Linked DNA regions of Homo sapiens: region 2 is linked to region 1. Evidence: read pairs that join two places in POLR2A ChIA-PET (ENCODE). Cell type or tissue: A673. All regions are shown on one strand.

Region 1 (4,000 bases):
TAGCAGCCAGGGAGAGCTGGGTTCCAGAAAGCTCTGGTCTCTGACCATGTTGCCGACTCAGGGAACAGCTGCTCCCTGGCAGTCACGTCTAAGAAAATTCCTCCTGGCTGCAGCAGCCAGGCTTTGCCATTTCACAGTGCTTGCCTGAACTCTAGCTCAGTCTTTTCTTGGCTCAGTGGCCTTGGACACAATGCTTAGCCTCCCTGGCCTTCACCTTTCTCCTTTGTAAATGGGCATTGTAATATTACCATGTAGAGTACCCACAGGATGAAATGCAGTGGCATTTGCAGTGGCATCCAGGACAGAGCCTGGCCTGTGCTTCCTCAGTTCTAAAGGATCATCATAGACTATAAGATGTGCCACTAGTCTATGTAGTCTATGTAGTCTGTGTAGACTATGTGTCATTAGTCTAAAGGAAAAAAAATGATGTACCATACTAAACTATGACATAATGGGTTTATTTAAAAATCAAATTATAATGAAACTGTAATTAAAAGTATAGAATTTACACATTTCTTAAAAGGGCTTCTTAGAGAGATCTTAACTATATATGATTCATGGGTTCTCTCAGTCATTCATCATTGCAAAACAAACCATCCCAAAACTTACTGACTGAAAACAACAACGATGTTTACTTCTCATAATTCCGTGGGTTGGCAGGCCCAGCTGGGTGCGACTTCTGCTTCGCATGGGTCTGCAGAGCCATTCGCGCAGCTACATTCAGCACCTCGGTTGGCTGCATGGACTGGGGGCTGCGTGGGCCTTGTTTCCCAACAACTCCACCTCCACCTCCACCACAGCCACCTCCACCACCTTCATCATTTGTCTTCTGGTCAAGAAAGAGTGGCTTTCAGCTCTCATTTATCTACCTAATGGGCTAGAAAAGAGGCATGGGTGACCCTAAATCACTGTTTCAGTAAAACCTTAGAAATTTAGATAGAGTGGAAGAGAGGGGAGTCCAGATTTAAGAATGGAAAGCAGAGGTAGCAGCTGGGAAGAGGGTAGCCATGAGGGAGATAAAGATTGTAAGCAAATTGGGGAGATGTCTTGAATCCCCCCGAGACAGCTAACTGGCTGTCCTTGGGCGAGCCACTCAGGGTGCCGATGCAATTGCAAGGTGCCTTTCTGGATGCACGCAGCCCTGAGCCTCATCTTGGCAAGCAGAGTGCTGGCTGGATTTCAGCACCCCCCACCCCCTGCCACCTGTTACCCTGTGACCCCCCTTAGCCCAATGTCCTTGTGTAGTGAATAACCTACCCCACCATACAGGCAGCCCTGGAGCCCCTCCTCTGATCTGAGTCTCAGCTGCCGCACATGTGAAATGAGGACATTGAATGTGATAATACATGCAGCACCCACACCACTAAGCTCTAAAATGCCTTGTTCTCAGCAGCTGAATTACAGATTTTAAGGAAATTGCTGTTTTATTGCTTCCAAATACATAGCGTGATTAGAACTAATTGCACGAAGCTGCCAAGCAGCCGTCCTTAGGAGTTCTGCTTTGACAATAGATAAGAACGATTTGAATTAGCAGATCAGTTACTAGAAATGTCAATGGGTGTTTCTACTGTGCTTGATCGTGTTTGGAAGCAGCTTGTCCTCTTAAGTGATGTAAATATCCCCCCTGTAATCTTTGTTTATACTATTAGTGTGCCCAGCAAATCATTTCTCTTTCATATCACAAATCCCACCAGACTGAACTGGCATTAACGAGGTTTTTCTCTGCTTGACTTTGGAATGCTGTCAGAGACTGAGCCCTCCTGTTGTCACCAGAATGCTCTCCCACTGGCCTCATTTCCACTGAGACTCAGGATTTACTCATCAACCTGTATAGAAAGGGGAATCCATGGCTAGGACACCAGGATATCAGTTTGTTCAGTGACCAGATATCGAGCACCCACTATTTGCCAGCACTACAGAGCTAAGTTTACTAAGCTAACAAGACAGAGCCCCCACCTCTGGGCCCCTCCTTCACAGCATTTTGCACCCTCATAATTATTTAATTAATTATTCATAATCATTTTGTATTTGTCTTTCTCACCAAACTGTAAGCTCCAGAAGGCTAGGAATGTGTTTGTTTTCTTGCCTGACTTAATAAATGCTTGTCATCTCTTGTTGACTGACTGACATATTGTGAGAGAAATACTACAAAAAGAGATAGAGTGCTTGGAGAGCTCAGAGCCATGCCTGGGAAGGCTTCACAGTCAAGGCATTAAGCAATGTGTTCAAGCTGGGCCTTGAAGGATGGGTAGAAGTTTTCTAGGAGGACAAGAAGGGAAAGGCATCTGTGTGCGCAGATGAATTATGTGAAAGCATGAAAGATATTCAAGAGCATGACATGTTTGGGAAAACTGCAAATTAATTAGGATGAGCAGGGAGAAGCAGCAGGAGGTACAGCTGGAGAGATGGGCATGAATCGTTTCCTGAAAGGTTTTGAATATCAAGCTAAGGAATTCAGCTTCTGTCCTGTGGGCAGTGGAAAGCCAGACAAGATTTTGGAACAAGAGAGGCCTAGCCAGAGGTGGCATCTAACCCTGGGTAGATCCCAGAGCCAGAGATGTGGGCCCTGCCCAGCATCCCTGAGACCCATACCAGCTGTACTTTTCTTTCCCAGATGCAGTGCCCAGGCCCGTGGTACAAGTGTTCATTGCTGTAGAAAGGGATGCTCAGCCCTCCAAGACCTGCCAGGTTTTCTTGTCCTGTTGGGCCCCCAACATCAGCGAAATAACCTATAGCTGGCGACGGGAGACAACCATGGACTTTGGTATGGAACCACACAGCCTCTTCACAGACGGACAGGTGCTGAGCATTTCCCTGGGACCAGGAGACAGAGATGTGGCCTATTCCTGCATTGTCTCCAACCCTGTCAGCTGGGACTTGGCCACAGTCACGCCCTGGGATAGCTGTCATCATGAGGCAGGTATGCTAAGGGCCAGCAGTCAGTGGTTGAGGGCTTATGAAGCATCAAGTCCACCTCTAACCCCACCCCTCCATGTTCAGCACCAGGGAAGGCCTCCTACAAAGATGTGCTGCTGGTGGTGGTGCCTGTCTCGCTGCTCCTGATGCTGGTTACTCTCTTCTCTGCCTGGCACTGGTGCCCCTGCTCAGGTAGGAGTCCTGCAGGTGCAGGAGGTAGGTGGAGGAAGTGGAGTTCCTGGGGAGGAGGGGGTCTTGGACCTCCTCCTATTTAGGCTTCAGATGGTCTGCCCCTTCCTACCTCTCCCACCTCATCTCTTGGCCTTCTCTAGCTCATATCTTGGTTTACAACCAGACTCAACTACTTGAAGTCTCTTATGTGGTTCTCCAAATGAACTGTTCTCTCACATCCATCTGCAGACCTTTGTACATTGTATTCCCTCTGCCTGGAACACACTTTCCATGATTTCCCACCCAGCCTCCCCCCTTCATGTGGCTATCTCATACTCAGTCTTCAAGGTGTGCTTGCTCCAGAAAGCCTTCCCTGATTGCCCCAATACTCAGGCTGATTAACATCCTTTCTTCAATCTCCATTGCTTACCCCAATCAGAGAACTACTTACATTTACTTCCCCACTGAATTCTGAGCCCTTAAAAGGAGGATGCTGGGTCAACACTGGGCATGTCAGTGGTTCCCAGAACACAACTCTTCCTGAAACATAGCTGGTATCGACAAACATTGTTGAGTGGGAGTCTAAATGACTCCGAACCCCTTCTTGCCTGAGATTTCTACAAAATGGCTCCCTAAGATAAGCTACTCCCTGGCCAGTGGCTGATAGGGTTGCCTTCTTGAGAAGAGGAAGGAAGGGGAAACTCCAAGATCAGACCTGGTTCTAAGCTCTACATACAGCTCAGTCCCTTCCTCTGCCGCAGGATGCCCTGCCCCTGAAAGAACTACCCGACTGACCAGGGCTCCGTGGTCATTTCCATGCCAGGCTGTCGGAGCTGGCTTGTCCCAAGGTGGAGAAAGGGAGTCAGCAAGGAGGAGTCACTGAGCCCTCACTATGGTGGGTGTGTCCCAGAAG
Region 2 (4,000 bases), 100 kb after region 1:
ACATTGGTGACAACATGAGGGCTAGTGCCTAGGCAGGGGGGAATGGAGGGATGGTGGTCAGGGCCTGAGGGAGTGTACAGAGTAGCAGGGGCCCCAGGGCCACTGACCTTCACCCATCATCATCCCAGGGGTCCCACACCCATGATCCTCTTTCTGGGCCTCCAAAAACGATTCCCAAGTAGTTTCTCCCAGCCCCTGGCCCTCTCTCCAGCCACTAACCCAGCACGTAGACGTTCGTGGAGGTGGCCACTCGGGCCACAGCATTGCTGGCACTGCATTCCCAGTGCCCGTGGGCCTCCTTGGTCAATGGTCGCAGGATGAGGCTGCTGTTGCTGTCCACCTGGGCCTGGCCTTGCAGCCCCCGGCCCACCTACAGAACCACTGGTGAGCCCTGAGGACACACGCAGCCACCCCTCACCAAAGGCGCCCCTCATCTCTCCAGGCAGCTCCAGTTCCTCCCCACCCTGCCTCTGACAGCCTTCTCCTTCCCACACCCTCCCTCCCACAAAATGGCTGGGGCACGAGAGGCAGGGGTGTAGTGGGCGTGGGTACAGGCAGAGCGGGCTCAGGAGCCTTACCTTGGTCCAAGAGACAACAGGAGGAGGGTCCCCTTGGGCGGAGCAGGGGATGAGCAGCTCCCGCCCTACTTCTTGGAAATATTCTTCCTTGGGCCGCTCTATAAAAGCTGGGGGAGCCTGCAAGCCAGATCTGGCATTGGGAGGGGCCCTCTCTTACATCTAAGGCTGGCTACTCCCTCTCTCTGTGCTCCCTGTCATGCCATGTCTCACCTCACTCTCCCTCACTCCCCCTAGCTAAACACTCACCAAGCCTGTCTCTACCTCATTCTCTCTCCATCTCTCAATTCCTCTCTGGCTCTGTTTCTGTTCCCCAGTGGGTAGGGGCTGGAGGAAAATGGTGGTGTAGTAAGGGCTGGCAGGCTTAGGCAGGACTCTCAGAGATGTACAAACCTCTGCAGAACATTCTTCCTCCCAGAGCCCCAGAGAGGGAGGCAGCACGGTCAAGGTTAGTGAGAGTTGGGGCAAACAGGATATCTTACTTCTGGATGTGTGTGACTGATGTCCCACCTCCCGAGCACCACCTCTGCAGAAACCTCTGGGATGGCATCAGGCAGCTGCTGCCGTGGCCACCATGGGAAACAAACTTGGAAACCCCTCCCCATGTGTCTGCCCCACCCCACCCCCATCAGCCTGGCCTTAGCACCATCTCCAGCCATCTGACCCACTGTCACCACAGGCCCCCGCCCACCCCCGGCCTAACCTTGAGCAGCACGCGGGTCACAGGAGAGGGCCCGGCGGTACCAAGACTGTTGTAGGGGGTGCAGGAGTATTCTCCCAGGGCATCCTCGTTCCCCAGGGCGATGATCAGTGAGCCTTCTGTGCCCTGGGACCAGCCAGGGAACTGGAAGGAAGAGAAGATGACAGCTAGAGAGAGGAGCTCAGCAGAGACAAGCCCGGGATGGCAGTACAAGAGAGGGGGCAGGATGAGAAACCCACAGCTGTGCAGAAGACTCCAGCAGCTCCATGTCTAGGCCTGACCCCTCTCTGATTTCCAGTGCTTCCTTTCCTTCCTGCAGAGGGACCCCTCCCAATAGTGTGAGGCTGTGACTGCACAACTCCAGGGGGTGCCACTCACAGAAAATACACTGTGAATGGCCACCCCTGTAGTTGGGCCGCGTGGGGCTTCCTGCCTGCTGGGACTTCACCTGGCTCTCTTCCCAGCACTCCACAACTAAGTTCAGAGTCTTCCACCCAAAACCAGCTCCTATTTCTCTATTAAAGGGCCCGCCATCCTTCTTGCTGAAGTCTGCCTCCTCACGTTCCCTCACTCCCCCTGGTGAAATACTCACTAAGCCAGTCATCCTGGGAAGTCCCTTTTGTCAGAGCATGAGCCCATTCATCTTCATGTCCTCTGTAAATCAGACTCCATAACTCTCACCTGGGCCATTTCAGCAGCTTCAGAACCCCTCTTCCTATGTCCAGTATCTCCCGCTACATTCCACTGGGCAAGCTCAACCCCTGATCACAGCTCTGATCCTATCACACCAATGCTCAACAAATTCCAGTGGCTCCAACTGCCTGTAGACTTTTTTCTTAAATATTCAACAAAGATATACTGAGTACTATTGTTGTAGAAGCCCCAGGTACACTATGATGAAAAGATGCAATACTAGGCCTCAAAAATTTATAGTCTCTGCAGACAAAAGATCCCAATTGCCTTGGAATGAGGCAATAGTAACTTGGCATCCAGTTCTTCCTTTTGATGCTAACCTGTCTTTCCAGCTTTCTCTGCACCATTCATGTCCCTGCAGGCACTCCGGCTCCCACCCAATTGGACGATCCATGATTCCATAAACGTACTATACTACTTCCTGCCTCTTGACCCTGGTTTCTGCAAGGGAATGACTGTGTCCTCTTTGAGGCCCATCACCAAAGTCCCAGAATCTGTTGCTGGTCTATCCTCAACCACCCTAAGAGGAAGGCACGAGCTCCATCCCTGGCCTTCCAGACAGTGTTGCTGTCCTCTGCCCAGATGGTGCCCACTTTAAGGATGGATGCCTCCTTGCCCCTGCCCTCAACCCACTACCCCACACAGCACCTGGTAAGAAGTGTGTGTTCCCCCGGGACACACAATTTCCCAGTCATCACACGAAAGAAACTTCAGTTCTCCTTCTTGACTCTTTGCCATCATTTTCCCCAGAGATCATCTCTCTTCTTTCCCCAAAGAAGACACAAAACCACCACTTTAAACCATGGAAATTTTTCCTCAGGGGTTTTAAGTAGTTTCCTATGCAACATGTCTTATAACACAAATTAAATTCACAAAAGATGTGTGTCCCCAGTCACTGAACTGAATTAAACCGAGCTAACTCCACCCTGCTGTCCTGAGCAGAATAACGCCAAGCTAAGACCCTCCTTCCCCTGCCCCAAGCCTGTACCTTGTCCAGCTGCAGGGCCTTTCCATCCTTGGTCCAGCTGACAAAGAGCAGTGGGGGGTTGGCACGAACCGGGCAGCGGATCACCCCCGGCATGCCTATGGGCAGGGGTGTCTCAGGAGGCATAGCTGTCACCTGGGCTGGGTCTGGGGGAAAGTAGTGGCAAGTTGGGGGAGAGGGGCTTGGCCTGGCCCAGGGGAAGGGAGCAGGCTGAGGGAGAAGCTGGGGTCAGGCTTACAGAGCACAGTGAGGTAGGCAGAGGCTGAGGGTGGATGCAGGAGGCCATTGCTGGGCACACAGGTGTAGCAGCCGGCATCATCAGGCTGGGTGGCCAGCAGCCGCAGGCTCCCGTCCACCAGGATCCGCACCCGGGGCTGCAGGCGGCTGCAATGTGGCATGTGTGAGGAGGGGTCCAGGCCTTGCCCAGCCAAGCGGCTCTTCAGAGACTGTTTGTGAATTCCCCACCTCCACCTTCCTAATGAGGGTGACCCCACCTAATGTGGAAGACATTGATGTTGTCCTGGAACCAGCTGTAGGTGAGGTTAGCAGGGTATGCCTCAGCATGGCAGGCCAATGAAACATCCTGGGAGGCATTGACTGTGCTGTTCTTGGGGGGCACCACGATGACTGGGGGTCCTGTGGGATGCACAAGGGGAGGAAGGTGGCCTCAGCCCACAGTCTTCCCAGAACCCTGAGGTCACCTCTACAACTCTTCCCAGCTCTGCTCTCTGGAATCTTAGGGCTCGTTGTTACAGGGCTTTGGGGAGTGGAAGCAGAAGCTTCCCCCTGTATGTAACAAGAATTCATCCTCTCCCTGAGACCCATTCTTCTTTCCAAATTCTCTCTGTTCCATCAAGAGCAACTCCATTCATGCAGTTCCACTGCCTAGGAATGGTGTGTGTGTTTGGGGGAGTCAGTTTAACTCTGCTCATTTACCATTTGTATCCCTGCTTGTCACCTCTTGAATTACTTCTCTGTCTCTGGCCCTAACCCAGGTGCCCAATACCTCACCTCAAGATGCTGCAGCAGCCCCTGACTCCAGGCTCC

What was found. Peaks named below come from ENCODE experiments on the same cell type or tissue, not always from the same donor. Only the 100,000 strongest peaks of a DNase experiment are listed, where the experiment ranks them.
Region 2: POLR2A ChIA-PET joins it to region 1 with 12 read pairs; 4 of 35 experiments call an interaction of 5 or more read pairs at or near these places.

What each region holds. Positions count from the first base shown.
Region 1 is chr1:159,830,262-159,834,261 of GRCh38, forward strand. SLAMF8 (SLAM family member 8) reads left to right here. Exons shown (of 5, transcript NM_020125.3): 3 at 2,615-2,920; 4 at 3,001-3,108. Among named protein-coding and RNA genes, the nearest start is that of SLAMF8, 5.4 kb to the left of the region's middle. In A673, no CTCF peak of the experiment used is centred here; a DNase peak (open chromatin) is centred at 1,610; H3K27ac peaks cover 620 bases.
Region 2 is chr1:159,931,234-159,935,233 of GRCh38, forward strand. IGSF9 (immunoglobulin superfamily member 9) reads right to left here. Exons shown (of 21, transcript NM_001135050.2): 7 at 3,448-3,589; 8 at 3,192-3,337; 9 at 2,957-3,099; 10 at 1,279-1,419; 11 at 579-695; 12 at 220-370; 13 at 1-28. Among named protein-coding and RNA genes, the nearest start is that of TAGLN2, 7.7 kb to the left of the region's middle. RefSeq lists an enhancer at 3,745-4,000. In A673, a CTCF peak has its summit at 1,598; a DNase peak (open chromatin) is centred at 1,668.